Linked DNA regions of Homo sapiens: region 2 is linked to region 1. Evidence: read pairs that join two places in POLR2A ChIA-PET (ENCODE). Cell type or tissue: Panc1. All regions are shown on one strand.

Evidence for each region. Peaks named below come from ENCODE experiments on the same cell type or tissue, not always from the same donor. Only the 100,000 strongest peaks of a DNase experiment are listed, where the experiment ranks them.
Region 2: POLR2A ChIA-PET joins it to region 1 with 10 read pairs; 9 of 35 experiments call an interaction of 5 or more read pairs at or near these places.

What each region holds. Positions count from the first base shown.
Region 1 is chr3:196,698,413-196,706,412 of GRCh38, reverse strand. CEP19 (centrosomal protein 19) reads left to right here. Exons shown (of 3, transcript NM_032898.5): 3 at 1-136. Among named protein-coding and RNA genes, the nearest start is that of CEP19, 9.8 kb to the left of the region's middle. In Panc1, no CTCF peak of the experiment used is centred here; no DNase peak of the experiment used is centred here.
Region 2 is chr3:196,632,672-196,640,671 of GRCh38, reverse strand. NRROS (negative regulator of reactive oxygen species) reads right to left here and starts at 978. Exons shown (of 3, transcript NM_198565.3): 1 at 797-978. RefSeq lists enhancers at 222-341, 5,065-5,602, 7,663-8,000 and silencers at 792-891, 912-1,341. In Panc1, no CTCF peak of the experiment used is centred here; no DNase peak of the experiment used is centred here; H3K4me3 peaks cover 3,364 bases; H3K27ac peaks cover 4,430 bases.

The DNA of each region.
Region 1 (8,000 bases):
CAAGACAGCATCTTCGTTTAACAACATTATCTGTGATTTGATACATTTATCCTTATTACAATATTGTTTAGTTGGTAGAAATTCTATGTTTTCTACAAGGAAATTGATGTTTATTAAATAAAACTGAAAATAATTACTCAGTGTTTCTACCTGTTCACTTCCACTCTCCTTACCATTAAGCACTTCATTAAAAGGGAGCTCATTCTTGTAGTGATATCACCAGAGTTTTGAAATAGTCAGATCTCATACATACAGTAGCCAAAGGGAGCCAAATAATTTTCTGAATTAGAGATCTTTCCATATCTACATAGTATTCCTTTATTCTTTATTGTATAGATATAGGTAGTTTATTTTTTATTTGAGACAGGGTCTCACTCTGTCACCCAGGCTGGAGTGCAGTGGCATGATCACAGCTCACCAAAGCCTCAACCTCCTGGGCTCAAGTGAGCCTCCCCTCTCAGCCTCCCAAGTAGCTGTGAGTACAGGTGCCCACCACCACACCTGGCTAATTTTTGTATTTTTTGTAGAGACAGGGTTTCACCATGTTGCCTAGGCTTGTCTGGAACTCCTGGGCTCAAGTGATCCACCCACCTCAGCCTACCAAAGTGCTAGGATTACAGATGTGAGCCACTGTGCCTGGCTATAGGTAACTTATTTTAAAATTTGTCCTTGGGTTGCTGGGCGCAGTGGCTCATGCCTGTAATCCCAGCACTTTGAGAGGCTGAGGCGGGCAGATCACGTGAGGTTGGGAGTTCAAGACCAGCCTGACCAACATGAAGAAACCCCGTCTCTACTAAAAATACAAAATTAGCCGGGTGTGGTGGTGCATGCCTGTAATCCCAGCTACTCCGGAGGCTGAGGCAGGAGAATCGCTTGAACCCGGGAGGTGGAGGTTGTGGTGAGCCGAGGTCATGCCATTATTGCACTCCAGCCTGGGCAACAAGAGTGAAACTCTGTCTCAAAAAAAAAAAAAAAAATTTATCCTTGGGTTGTTTTCTCCTTTCATGACTACAAACAGTGCTACAACAAATAACCTTGTACATTCTCTGTTTTGCACATATGCAAGGATATCTATTAGATAAATGCCTAAAGGGGAATTACTAAGTATGTGCATTCTAAGTTTTAATAGATACTAAGTTGTCACCAATAGACGTTCATTCATTCATTATTTGTAGTTAATAAGCACTTACTACATTCTAAGCCTGTACTGTTCTGGAGTTTGGGGTTACAGCAGTATATACAGCAAAGTCCTGGGTTTACAGTTGGAGAGCAGAGACATAAATGCATAGAATAGTGTCATCAGATGGTAAGTGCTCAAAATGGGATGAAAAGGAGAATGATAGAGGGGATGGGAGCCACTGTTTTAGATCACATGATGAGCAAAGGCCTGAAGGAGGCAAGGAAAAATTGGTATGCATTTCAGGATTAGCGGGGAAAGGTAAGTGTATTAGCCCTGGGGCTGGAGTGTGCCTTGCATGTTTGAGGAGGAGCAGGAGGCCAATGTGGCTAATACAAATTGTGCAAGAGAAGAAATGGTAGGAGATGAGGTTGGAGTGCATTTTACCAATGCGTAGTACTTACCACGAAGGTTGTACCAACTTAAACTATCAGCAATACATTTGAGTACCCATTTCCCCCATATACTCATCAATGGAGAATGTTATCAAACTTTTTGAGTTTTGCCAATATTCTAATATAAAAATGGTATCTTATAGTTTTGATTTGCATTTCTCTTATTTTGAGGGGGTCTGAGTATCATATATTTAAGAACCATTTTTTTTTTTTTTTTAGACTGAGTCTCGCTCTGTCGCCAGGCCAGAGTGCAGTGGTGCGATCTCAGCTCACTGCAACCTCACTGCAACCTCTCAGCTCACTGCAGCCCTCCTGGGTTCAAGCAATTCTCCCACCTCAGCCTCCTGAGTAGCTGGGACTACAGGCATGCACCACCATGCCAGGCTAATTTTTGTATTTTTAGTAGAGACAGGGCTTCACCATGTTGGCCAGGATGGTCTTGATTTCTTGACCTCATGATCCGCCCACCTCGGCCTCCCAAAGTGCTAGGATTACAGGCGTGAGCCACCGCACACGGCCAAGACCCATTTTTTATGAAATAACTTAAGTCCTTTGTTCATTTTTTTATTGGGTTGCTGGTCTTTTTCTTACAGATTTATAAAAGTTGTTTATCAAGGAAATTAGTCCTTAGTCTATGAAATAAGTTGCAAATATTTCCACCTTGTCATTTAAAAAAATTTGATATTTTTTCCTGGTAGAATTGTTTAATGTGGTAAAATTTATGAATATTTTTCTCTACACATCTGCACCTTTTGTCATACGTAGAAAGGCATTCCCCACAAGATTTTTCTTTTCTTTTTTTTTTTTTTTTGAGATGGAGACTCACTCTGTTGCCCGGGCTGGAGTGTAGTGATGTGATCTTGGCTCACTGCAACCTCTGCCTCCCAGATTCAAGCGATTCTCCTGCCTCAGCCTCTCCAGTAGCTGGGACTGCAGGCGCCCGCCACCACGCCTGGCTAATTTTTGTATTTTTAGTAGAGATGAGGTTTCGCCATGTTGGCCAGGCTGGTCTCAAACTCCTGACCTCAGGTGATCCACCCGCCTTGGCCTCCCAAGGTGCTGGGATTACGGGCATGAGCCACTGCACCCGGCCATGAAATATTTTTTTTTAAAGCAGCTCTATAGAGACAGAAAGCAGATGAGGGCTGCCTGGGGCTGCGGATGGGAATTGATTATGGCTGCCTGGGGCTGGGGATGAGAATTGATTATGGCTGCCTGGGGCTGGGGATGGGAATTGATTATGGCTGCCTGGGGCGGGGGATGGGAATTGATTATGGCTGCCTGGGGCTGCGGATGGGAATTGATTATGGCTGCCTGGGGCTGGGGATGGGAATTGATTATGGCTGCCTGGGGCTGCGGATGGGAATTGATTATGGCTGCCTGGGGCTGGGGATGGGAATTGATTATGGCTGCCTGGGGCTGGGGATGGGAATTGATTATGGCTGCCTGGGGCTGAGGATGGGAATTGATTATGGCTGCCTGGGTCTGGGGATGGGAATTGATTATGGCTGCCTGGGGCTGGGGATGGGAGATGATTTTTTGGAGGTTGATGCAAACACTTTAAAACTGGATTGTGTCTTGTTTTCACAATTCTATAAATTCACTGAATTGATTTGTGCACTTAAAAACAGGTAAATGTTATGGTATATACTGAGCTATATAAATTATGTCTCGATAAAGCTGTTAAAAAATAGAAAACAAATGTCTGCAGACCATTGTTTGAAGACTGAGCAAGGGGGACCAAAAATACATGTAAAAATTCCTTGCGCCCACACAAAGGTGGAGGTTGAAAAAGGCTGGAGAAGGGACAGAATAAATGCATTTATTCAGTAAACACTTTTGAGTATTTACTCTGTGGAAACTCCTCAGGATGTCTGGAAACAGACAGCTTTCAAGGAGAAGGAAGAACAAGACAAAAGACTGATGTAGTTATGGTCAGGTCAGTTTATGATGCCGACAGCAGGTTGAGGTTAACGATTTCTGTGTTCCCCTAAATGGCGCAAGCAGAGCCATGGGATTAGAGCGAGATGGGAAGAAGCATAGGAGAGAGGGAGTAGTTAGGGTGAAAAGAGCAGGTGAGCAGAGGACCTTTTTTCAGATGCAAGGCTAAGGTTGGATATGTTCAACATAGATGGAGAAAGTATATTCTGGGGATGTCAAACAAAAATGGATAATCCAGGAGTTACTTTTTTTTTTTTTTTTTTTTTTGAGATGGAATCTAACTTTGTCGCCCAGGCTGGAGTACAGTGGTGAGATCTTGGCTCACTGCAACCTCCACCTCCCAGGTTCAGTGATTCTCCTGCCTCAGCCTCCCGAGTAGCTGGGATTACAGGCACCCGCCACCATGCCTGGCTAATTTTTGTATTTTTAGTAGAGATGTGGTTTCACCATGTTGGTCAGGCTGGTCTTGAACTCCTGACCTCAAGTGATTCGCCCGCCTCGGCTTCCCAAAGTGCTGGGATTCCAGGCGTGAGCCACCGCACCCAGCTAATTTTTTATTTTTAGTAGAGACGTGGTTTCATGTTCGTCAGGATGGTCTCAAACTCCTGACCTTGTGATCCGCCCACCTCGGCCTCCCAAAGTGCTGGGATTCCAGGCGTGAGCCATTGCACCCGGCCAGGAGTTAGAAATTAAAAAGAATCTCCCCCATCCTCACCATCTCCCCTGAAAAAACAACCGACAAACTAACAAAAGAACTTCCCATGGTCAAATTTACAAGAAGAGACCGTTAATGGTTAAATTAGCGACCTTCAAGCTGAAAAGTGTTTATAAAGTCTTCCTCTCAATGGTCCACCATTTCACACTATAGCAGATACTGCTGATTACCTACTCAACATCCTTAATCTCCTTCTTTATTGCCTGCAGAAGTCCAATTTTGTTGTTCAAGTATAAGCCTCCCACACAAGTCTCAGATCCGGAGGCAAATCCTGACTGATCTAAATAAATCTCTGGGCACGGTGTGCTCATGCCTGTAATCCCAGCACTTTGAGAAGCCGAGGTGAGAGGATTGCTTGAGGCCTGGAGTTCAAGACCAGCCTGGGCAATATAGTGAGAGTGCTCCCTGCCCATCTCTACAGAAATTTTAAAAAATTAGCACACCTGTAGTTCCAACTACTTGGGAGGCTGGGGCAGGAGGATTGCTTGAGCCAGGAGTTCAAGGCCGCAGTGAGCTATGATTATTCCACTGCACTCCAGGCTGGGTGAGAGACAGAATGACGCTGTCTCTAAAAGAAATAAAGAATAGGCCAGGTGCAGTGGCTCATGCCTATAATCCCAGCACTTTGGGAGGCTGAGGTGGGCAGATCACCTGAGGTTGGGAGTTTGAGACCAGCCTGACCAACATGGAGAAACCCCGTCTCTACTAAAAATACAAAATTAGCCAGGCATGGTGGCACATGCCTGTAATCCCAGCTACTTGGGAGGCTGAGACAGGAGAATCGTTTGAACCTGGAAGGCAGAGGTTGCAGTGAGCCGAGATCGTGCCATTGCATTCCAGCCTGGGCAACAAGAGTGAAACTCTCTCTCAAAAAAAAAAAAAGAAAAGAAAAAGAAATAAATAAAGAATAAAATTTAAAAATGAATAATAAAGAAATACCAGTGATCCCATTCCATTGTCTGTGATTTGTTTAGAGATGGGCACATTACCTGTTTCTGACCAATGAGATGTGAAAGCAGCATCTATGAGGACTTGTGAGAAAGATGTTCTAGATTTCTTCTCTGCCTTTCGGCTGAGATCAACTGTAGAAAGGTGTTCTATATTTGTGGGAGAAAAGAAAAGGCCTCTCTGCTTCTCTAGACGTGGTTGTGTCTGAATGTGATATTGGGAAATACTGTGGTCGTTTTGTTGCCAGCCTGAGGATGACAGTCATCATTAATGAGGGCAGAACAAAGAGAATCACAGAAAGAAGGATACAGAACCCTGATATGCTGCACATGGAGGCTGCCCTACCTCGTTATATGAATTAACAAATTTCCCATTTTATTGATTGATTGATTGATTGATTGAGACAGAGTCTTGCTCTGTCTCCCAGGCTGGAGTGCAGTGGTGCGATCTCGGTTCACTGCAACCTCCACCTCCCGGGTTCAAGCGATTCTCCTGCCTCAGCCTCCCGAGTAGCTGGGACTACAGGCGCCCGCCACCACGCCCAGAAATTTTTGTATTTTTAGTAGAGATGGGATTTCACCATGTTGGCCAGGCTGGTCTCAGACTCCTGACCTTGTGATCTGCCCGCCTTGGCCTCCCAAAGCGCTGGGATTATAGGCATGAGCCACTGCACCCGGCCAAATTTCACATTTCAAAAACCAATTTAGGCTGGACACAGTGGCTCACACCTGTAATCTCAGCACTGTGGGAGGCCAAAGCAGGCGGATCACCTGAGGTCAAGAGTTCGAGATCAGCTTGGCCAACATGGTGAAACCCCATCTCTACTAAAAATACAAAAATTGGCCGGGCATGGTGGAGCATGCCTGTAGTCCCAGCTACTCAGGAGGCTGAGGCAGGAGAATCGCTTGAACCTGGGAGGCAGAGGTCGCAGTGAGCCCAGATTGCACCATTGCAGTCCAGCCTGGAGACAGAGCAAGACTCTGTCCAAATAAATAAATAAATAAAGATAATAAAGATAAAAAACAATTTAAATTGGTATTTTTCTGTTTCTTGCAGCAAAAAATTCCATTAACAAGGGAATAAGCCTCTTCCATTAGCCTCTCCCATCTCTGGACACAATGTGGACCAACTGTCTCTCAAGAATAGGCCGGGAGACCTCCGGGAAGAGACTGATACAGTGGACAGAGCAGGCATCAGGGACTGAGGAAGGCCGGGAAGCTGGCAAGGGCAGCGCAAAGCAGTGGAGCTTGGAATCTAAGGCTGGATAGAGTCCTGTGGAGCCAGCAGACAGCGTGTAAAATGACAGGGGCTGACTCGTTGCACAGGGCAGTTCTAGCAACTTGTGGCAGGTTTGCTTGGGAGAAAATAGGTAAAGCAATTGGGTCATAGAAGGGGAATGCTGAGTAAAGAGATCTCAGAAGTTTAGAAGCCCTGGTGCTAATCAGATCCGGCCTCTTCACATTCCAAACCAAGACAGATAGAGAGGGAAGTACAGGAAATCAAGAAAGTTACAGAGTCCTGTGAAATCGAGGAGTCTAAAGGAGCAACAGCTCAGATGTTGAAAGATCCTGGGAACATTGATGAGTGGCAAAATGGAGAATAAAATCAGCCAGATCCTAAAGTCACTTGGGTGGGTACAAAATGCTTACTATGGTATTGGCAACTGCACCAACAATTTGAAGAAGAAAATGTAAAAAGATGGAATTATAGTAGATAATATATATATAGTAGATAATATATAGTAGCTAATTCCTATAGTAGATAGGAAAAAGGGAAGAAGAAGTACAGAGAAGAGAAGTGATAAAAGATTAGGAAGGTTAGGCTGGGCGCGGTGGCTCACGCCTGTAATCCTGGCACTTTGGGAGGCCGAGGCAAGGGGATCACCTGAAGTCAGGAGTTCGAGACCAGCCTGACCAACATGGAGAAACCCCATCTCTACTAAAAATACAAAAAATTAGCTGGGCGTGGTGGCAGGTGCCTGTAATCCCAGCTACTCGGGAAGCTGAGGCAGGAGACTCACTTGAACTTGGGAGGCGGAGGTTGCAGTGAGCCGAGATTGCGCCATTGCACTCCAGCCTGGGTAACAAGAGCGAAACTCCATCTCAAATAAAATAAAATAAAATTAAAAAGATTAGGAAGGTTAGATTTAAAAATATATATATTTTCCATTTGTAAAAAAATGGAAAAAAAATTTCCACACACACATATATGTATATACACATGGTCCACCAAAAGGAAAAAAATGGTGGTACATGCTCAAGACAGATAGGGCAGTCTTCAAATGGAATGAATGTTCCTTGGGCCTAACTTAAACGTGGACGCCTAATCCAGGAACCTTTTAAGGCTGCCTTCTTCTCCCCTCCGTGGCCTAACTGTAGCCTTGTGTAGTTGGGCCAGTAAGATTGCCATATGCCTCTCTACTGAGAAGCAAATTTTAGCCACAGCCAAGACATCTGTCATCACTACTATTAAATATTTCTTGATTCCATTCTCCCTCTTTCCTGATATTATATACTGGATACTAGATAATTTTCACATTTTTGGCCAGAGGCCTTCTCTGCCCTCAGGAAACTTAGAGGTATCTGTTATTTCTAATAATGAACAATAGAAATAGAATGGATACATTAAACCTCATTATATATAATCCTCAAAATTCATTTAACTCAAAATTTTTTTTTTTTTGAGACGGAGTTTCACTCTTGTTGCCCAGGCTAGAGTGCAATGGCATGACCTCAGCTCACTGCAACCTCTGCCTCCAGGGTTCAAGCAATTCTCCTGCCTCGGCCTCCCGAGTAGCTGGGATTACAGGCATGTGCCACCATGC
Region 2 (8,000 bases), 66 kb after region 1:
GTACGTGGGGAAGTACGCTGACCCCTTCAGAAGCCGGCCCACATGCAGGGGCCACGAGGGCTACGGAAGAGCGTCCGAGTCTTCGTCGCCCTCCTGTTAGTCTCCCTCTGATAAGCCATGGATCTAAGTCTAGGCTAAGATCCAAGTCACAGAGCCCCAGTGAATCTCCCAAGGACAAACGTTCTGTGGGAGAAGGGGCTTTGCACATTTTCACAGCTGTATCCCCAGGGCCTTGGACAGGCCTGGCACGTGGACGGCATCTGTGATAGGTGTTGCTGTTAACCAGTCTTAGTGTCTTCATCTATGAGATAGTGGTTCTCAATCCACGTTGTGGGACAGGAAAGGAGAGCCCAGTGCTCAGCATGCTGAGTGTGCACAGAGCGGTCTCATCATATCCAGTCGCCCAGCCCAGGGAGGGAGCATCTCTGTTCCCATTTTGCAGATGAGAAAACTGAGGCTCAGAAACCTTAACTGTCTGCTCACATGCTCCCTGCAGAGCCAGGACTCAAACCCACGTCTGAATCTGAAGCCCTCGTGGTTTCCACTACGTCGCACCACCTTTCTCAGCTCTAAGTGCTCCTGGAGGGAGGTATTTCCACCTCCACCCAGAGCTGCAGCCCCCACGCCCAGCACAAAAGCGGCGGCGCTTGGACGCAGCAAGCCACAGCTTCCTCGTGAGCCCTGAGCTGCGGGCCGCGGACGCTGACCTCCTACCACCCAACCTCGCTCGAGCTCGCCCACCTGGAGAAGGGCCCCGGCTGTGCCCCGGGGACGCCCCCACGCGGGAAATACTCACGGCTCCCGCAGGCGCAGGCGGCTGCGCGGGGCGCATCGTCTCCGGGGGCTCCGGCCTCCTCGAGAGCAGCCGAACGCGGGGCTGGGCTACCTCCTTGCTGTGGGGCATCAGATTATTTTAGCACCAGCGGAAGGAACGGACGGAAACTGAAGTCACATGGAGAGCGGGCTGCTCGGCGACTCAGCACAGGCTCACTCAGACCCGGCCTCTTAGAGGGAAGCGCGGCGCGGGCGCGGGGGTGGGGCGGGCCGGGGGAGCGGGGCCCGAACACCTGCCGGCCTAGCGGCCGAGCAGCGGGGATGTTTAGACGATCTTCCAGCAATGCGACCGAGGCTCCCCCGGCTTTCTTGCGTTGGTGCCTTGGCAGGGCTGGGGGCGGCCAGCTAGGGGCCCCTTGCCTATGAGGTCTGCTGACCCAGAAACTTTGCTACGAGCTTCCAGCCAAGGACCAAGCTGAGGCCGACTTTGGGAACGGCAGCACCGTGGTAAAGAGGCACAGCCTGTCGTCTGGCAGGGTCAGCCGCTCAGCCAGTCTGTCTTCTTATCCACTCAGCCGGTCCTTGTGGATCATCTCCTTTACGGACCCTGTGTTAGAAAGAAGGGGAATTGCTTTGTCGAGGACTGTCAGAGAGTGCCAAGAGCTTCTTGATCTTAGACTGCGCGGATGGGTTTTTTTGTACCTGATGTGTACAAAGTTCCCTGCCAGCTCTTGCCAAGAATTCAAAGGAGTAAGAATAATTGATCATATAGCCATCATTGAAGCAGCGCCAGACACTGTGCTAAGAGCTTCATATGCATTACCCCAGCGCTCCTGTTCTCGAGGAACTACTGTCGTCTAGAGAAGGTGAAATATTTACAGTGCCTGCTGCGTGTGGAGTGACGTGGACCACCATAGTCGGGGGCTCAGACAAGGGGCCTCCAGTTCTGATCTCTCTCACTCCCCTTCAAATCTGAAACGTTGAACTGTCCTGCAGGATTGGGTCACCTCTCTTATAGCCTGTGATTTGGGATTGTGTGTAGCATTGTCCATCCTAAGAGAACAGGAGCCAAGTCCTTTTCACTCCAAACATCTGGCACATTGTCTCTGCTTTCTACAATATTCACTCATGGCCGGGCACAGAGGCTCAGGCTTGTAATCCTAGCATTTTGGCAGACCAAGGCAGGTGGACCGCCTGAGTGCAAGACCAGCCTGGGCAACATACTGAGACTCCATATGTACAAAAAATTTAAAACTTAGCCAGACCTGGTGGCACGCACCTGTAGTCCCAGCTATTTGGGAGGCTGAGGTGGGAGGATCACCTGAGCACAGGGAGGTTGAGGCTGCAGTGAGCCAAGATCACGCCATTGCACTTCAGCCTGTGTGATAGAGTGTGACTCCGTCTTTAAAAAAATAAAAATAATTTTAAAAATAAAATATTATCTCATAATGGTAATAACAATCACACCAATGAAAAAGCTAAATAAAGATCAAATTGTTGCAAACCCAGGTGCTTGATTCAGGCCTCTTTCTCTCTTGTATGCACATTCTCTACTTCATGTCTTTTGTGTCTACCAATCAGTTGGTAACTCCCCAATTTTAATTTCTAGCTCCAACATTCTCTTCCACGAGAGAAGATCCAGACTTGCATTTTTAACTGTCTACTGGTCAATCAACTGCTACATGTCCCAGAGTCACCATAACATGATGTATCCCAAACTCAACTCTCTCTCTTTTTTTTTGAGACAGTCTTGCTCTGTCACCCAGGCTGGAGCAGTGGCGCAATCTCAGCTCACTGCAACCTCTGCCTCCCAGGTTCAAGTGATTCTCCTGCCTCAACCTCCCAAGTAGCTGGAATTACAGGCGCCCACCACCACGCCCAGCTAATTTTTGTGTTTTTAGTAGAGATGGGATTTCACCATGTTGGCCAGGGTGGTCTCAAACTCCTGACCTCAGGTGATCCGCCCACCTCAGTCTCAGAGTCCTGGGATTACAGGCATGAGCCACTGTGCCTGGCCCCAAACTCAACTCTTATCCTTTGTCCCAGCAGTTTCTCTCCTGTATGGCTGTCACACTTTACGGTATGTTTCAGCCCAGGCAGTCCAGCCCTCACAGACTTCATCCTTCATATCTAATTGACCCCCAATTCCTGCTGATTCTAACTCAGAAATGTTTCTGGAATCCAACCTGCTTTTCATCCTTAGGCTGTTGCCCTGGGTCTAGACCTCATCAGCTCATGTCTGGACCACTTTCATAGCCTCCTGAAACTCGCTCCCTGCCCCTAATCTCATCCCTGTCCAATGTCAACTCCACCTAGCTGCCACGGGCATCTTTCTAAAATGTGTATTGGGTCATCTCACTCTCTGCTTAAAGCCCTTTTACAGGGTTCAGCAGGTTCAAGGGTTCCTCATGAATGCCTAAAGACTGGCAGGTGGGATCCAGGTACCCCATTCCCTCCACATCCCAAGAATTCTACTTTGATATGTTTTATACATTGGGAGATTCTCTATAGAATTTCTTTTGAGAAAGGCAGCTGCTACCCCTAAAAAAAAAATCTAGTAAACCAATGGTCTTTTTTTTTTCTTTTTAATTCTTTTTCTTTCTTTTTTTTTTTTTTTTTTTTTTTTTTTGAGACAGGGTCTCACTCTGTTGCCCAGGCTGGAGTTCAGTGACGCAATCAAGGCTCACTGCAGCCTCGACCTTTGGGATCAGGTGATCCTCCTACCTCAGCCTCCTCAGTAGCTGGGACCACAGGCACACACCACCATGTCTTTTGTATTTTTGGTAGAGACAGGGGTCTCACCATGTTGTCCAGGCTGATCTCAAACTCCTGGGCTCAAGCAATCTGCCTACCTTGGCCTCCCAAAGTGCTGGAATTACAGGTGTGAGCCACTGCACCCGGCCCCAGTGCTCTTGATGGATGTGTAGAGACAAGCCAGTTGGTTGGCAACACCAGCAGCCCTCCCCTAGGCTAGCAGCACGCTGCCTCAGTGGGTGGAAGCCTGGACGTCCAGCTGAAACCAATGCAGATTTCAGCTGAAAGGAGAACGTGCCAGCACGGCTGGAAGCCCGACTGCACAGCTCAGCATCCTCCAACTTGGTTGGGCTCCCCCCTCACTATGCTTTTCGAGGCAGAGGAGACCAGGGTGCTTCCTCTCAGATGCAACCCTGGTGCATCCAGGCCTGGTTGCCCTGACCAAGCTCACCCCTCCACAGGATCATGAGAATTTCTGGGGGGCCATGTGCCTCTTGCTTTGAGCCTGCTCCACCTATTGGGGTGTTTGCTGTATTCCACTCAACAGGAATAAAGCAAGTCTAGTGTCAAGCAGCGCAGCAGCGTCTCTGATCCGAAGTGAAAGCAAGAACCCAGGCGGCTCCCGGCTGGAGGAGAAAGTCCATTCGGCCTGAGCTGCCTCCAGCCTCTCTTCACGACTACCGCCCATGCTTCATGATCACTGCACACATGGCCTGCAGGTGGGTTCACCCAGCCCGGGCTGATCACGATTTTCCCAAACACAGAACAAACGCTCCCCACTCTCTACTCTCTCTGGCAGAGGGTTCCCTTGTTTGGAATGGCCTCTTCTGCCTACCCCAACCCTCCCCATCCCAAAGGCATGGCTTGGACTCCCCTCCTCCATGAAGCCTTCCCCACTGCAATTGCCACCTTGTCCTGTGAACACATGGTGCCAGCGTTCCCATAATCCACCGACCTCATGACATCTCTTGTGTTGTGATTTAATTTTTTGGACTTCTGCCTTTTTTCCACAACTACACTACAGACTTTTTTTTTCTTTTGAGACAGAGTTTCACTCCCGTTGCCCAGGCTGGAGTGCAATGGTGCCATCTCGGCTCACTGCAACCTCCGCCTCCTGGGTTCAAGCAATTCTCCTGCCTCAGCCTCCCAAGTAGCTGAGATTACAGGCGCCCGCCACCACTTCCAGCTAATTTTTTGTATTTTTAGTAGAGACGGGGTTTCACCATGTTGGCCAGGCTGGTCTTGAACTCCTGACCTCAGGTGATCCGCCCGCTTCAGCCTCCCAAAGTGCTGGGATTACAGGCGTGAGCCACCATGCCTGGCCCACTACAAACTTTTGGAGGCAGGGTCATGTGTTATTCCAAAAAATATACTATCTTATGCACATAAAGGGGCTTGGTGACTATTTGCTCAAAGAAAGGAGGAGGAGGCCGGGCGCAGTGGCTCACGCCTGTCATCCCAGCACTTTGGGAGGCCAAGGTGGGTGGATCACCTGAGGTCAGGCATTCAAGACCATCCTGGCCAACATAGTGAAACCCCATCTCTACTAAAAATACAAAAAATTAGCTGGGCGTGGTGGTGCATTCCTGTAGTCCCAACTACTCAGGAGGTTGAGGCAGGAGAATTGCTGGAACCCGGGAGGTGGCAGTTGCAGTGAGCTGAGATCGTGCCATTACACTCCAGCCTGGGCAATAAGAGCGAAACTCCATCTCCACAAAAAAGAAAGAAGGAGGAAAGAAACGAAGAGAGGGAAGGAAGGAATGATGGCGGTCAACCCACTTTGTATAATTCTCTAGCTGTTGCCCTCTGAGGGTGTGGGGATCTCTTTTCTTTCTTAAACTAAGCTTCATAAGAGTTTGTCACTTGTGGGACTTCTCAGCCTCCCAAGGAGATCAAAGGGAGCCTTGGCTTCTGCCCTCCACCCCGACCCCTGACTGCTTTTCCAGATGGCAACCTATTCAAGACCAGGGGAGGGGGCTACAGCTGGCCTGTGAGAGGGGACACAACTCGGTGTGCAAGGGAGCCATGGGAGGAGCCAGGGCTGCTCCCCACTCCAGACAGGTCTGTGAGAGAGGAGCACAGGGATTGCACCTAGCAGTGGAGCCATGGGGACCTGGAACTGGCGGCTCACCCCGGGCAAAATCATGGTCCTCTTGCTCCTGCCTCTGGGGTTCTCCGCTGTGCTGTGGGCTCTCAGCCGCTGGCCACAGACAGGCCCTTCACCTTGGTGGCGGAGCAGTGAGCTAGATAGAGCCTCCCCAACTTCTCCCAGCCCCCACTTCTCCAGCCCCCACTTCTCCAGCCTCCACTTCTCTAGCCCCCACTTCTCCAGACCCCACTTCTCCCAGCCCCCACTTCTCTAGCCCCCACTTCTCCCAGTCCCCACTTCTCCCAGCCCCCACTTCTCTAGCCCCCACTTCTCCCAGTCCCCACTTCTCCAGCCTCCACTTCTTCAGCCCCCACTTCTCCAGACCCCAGTTCTCCAGCCCCCACTTCTCCCAGCCCCCCCTTTCCAGCCCCCAGTTCTCCAGCCCCCAGTTCTCCTAGCCCCGACTTCTCCAGCCTCCACTTCTCCTAGCCCCCACTTCTCCAGTTCTCCAGCCCCCACTTCTCCAGCCTCAGCACATGGCAGGGAGGGGATTTCCTTTGGGGCCTTAACTGGGAATTGTTCTCTTGCCCCACGTCAGCTGGCTGCTGGGGGAGAGTGTTCAGTAGTTTCATTTCCCTCATTTGGAACGGAGTTTTTAAGAACCAAGAATTAAAACCGGAAAGAGGAGAGCCCACCGCCCACATTGGTACCACTCAACGCCTCATGATGCCCATCCTGGAAAAGCGGAGGGGTCAATGCAGAGGCTGAAGGCAGTGCGGGGGTGGGGTGGGGCTGGGGGCTCTTCCCCGCGTGTTTCTCCTCCTGGAGGAGGTGGCGGTCTCCAATCCTGAGATCAGCTCCTCTAGCTCCCTGCTGCCCATGGCCTCCCGCAGCCACTGACTCCGGTGACTGACCTCTGTGGGGACACTGCCTCTTCCTGTCCTGAAACACCGACAGTATCAACATATGATCAAAGAGTCCAGGTGGTGCAAAGATAACATGGAAGTGTCCTATCAGTGCCAGGGCGTGGAGTGGGACAGCGAGGGGAAGGGGCACCCATAACTAACCATGGTCTGGTCCAGGGCCGAAAGGACCTTGGGGAAAATGGGCACGCGGTGCTGGGAGAGTCCTGGGAGCGGGAGAGCACGAAGGGCACAGCCGCTGGGACAGTGCAGCCCAAACTTTCTGGAAGTGTGAACTGGACCCTCCTGGGGTGGGACCTGGCATGGGGTAGGACACTAGGGATCCAACAAGGAAAATAAGGCCATGCCAAGGAGGAGGCTGCAAGGGGATGGCTTTGTGGCTGACTCTGTCCAGCGTTTCCCATGGGGCGTCCCAGCTCATCTTTGCAGTTTTGCCTTCCCCCTGGACAGTGAGTCCTGCCAGGCAGGGTCTCTGGCTTGTTCACATTTGTATATATCCCCAAGAATACTTGGTCTAGCACCTTGTAGGGGCTCAGCACAGGCTAAAGTGTCATTTGCTCTAGAGCTGTTGGAGAGGTTGAGGACTTAGTCATTTGTGGTCATTGATAAGTCCTCTTTCTTTTCTTTCTTTGCTTTTTTCTTTTCTTCTTCTTCTTCTTCTTCTTTTTTTTTTTGACGGAGTTTCGCTCTTGTTGCCCAGGCTGGAGTACAGTGGCACGATCTCGGCTCACGGCAACCTCCGCCTCCTGGGTTCAAGCGATTCTCCTGCCTCAGCCTCCCAAGTATCTGGGATTGCAGGCATGTACCACCACGCCTGGCTAATTTTTGTATTTTTAGTAGAGACAAAGTTTCACCATGTTGTCCAGGGTGGTCCCGAACTCCTGACCTTAGGCGATCCGCCGGCCTCAGCCTCCCAAAGTGCTGGGATTACAGGTGTGAGCCACCGCGCCCGGCCGAGAAGTCCTTTCTCATAATTGGTGAATATAAATCCCGGAGTCCTCACCACAGGCTCCGGGCCCTGCATGATCCGGGCCCCGCTGGATTCGGCCCCTTCTCTGCTCCCTCTGACTTCACGCCCTATCACTCTGCTCCTCACTTCCTCTGCAAAAAGCCTAGCACCCTCCGGCAGCTCCTCCTTGGAGCCGGCTCTGGCTCCAAACAAAAGATACCCAAACAAAGGCAAGAAAGTGGTGAATTCCTAGAACCGGGAGGGCGCGGGCTCGGGGGCCAGCTGCAGGTTCCTGAGACGTGGGAGAGGAGGAGGAGTGAACACAGACCGCAGGCCAGTGAGTGGAGCAAGGTGCAAACTGCCAGAGAGCGGAGGCCCGGCCCGAAGACCCCAGACTCGCCTCCCGCCCACCCGCCCCCACGTGAAAAGGCACCAGATCCTAAGCGCTAACAGCGAAGGGCGGGACCGGCAGAGGGCTCCCTGCGGCGCCTCTCGAGGCGCGAGCGACCGG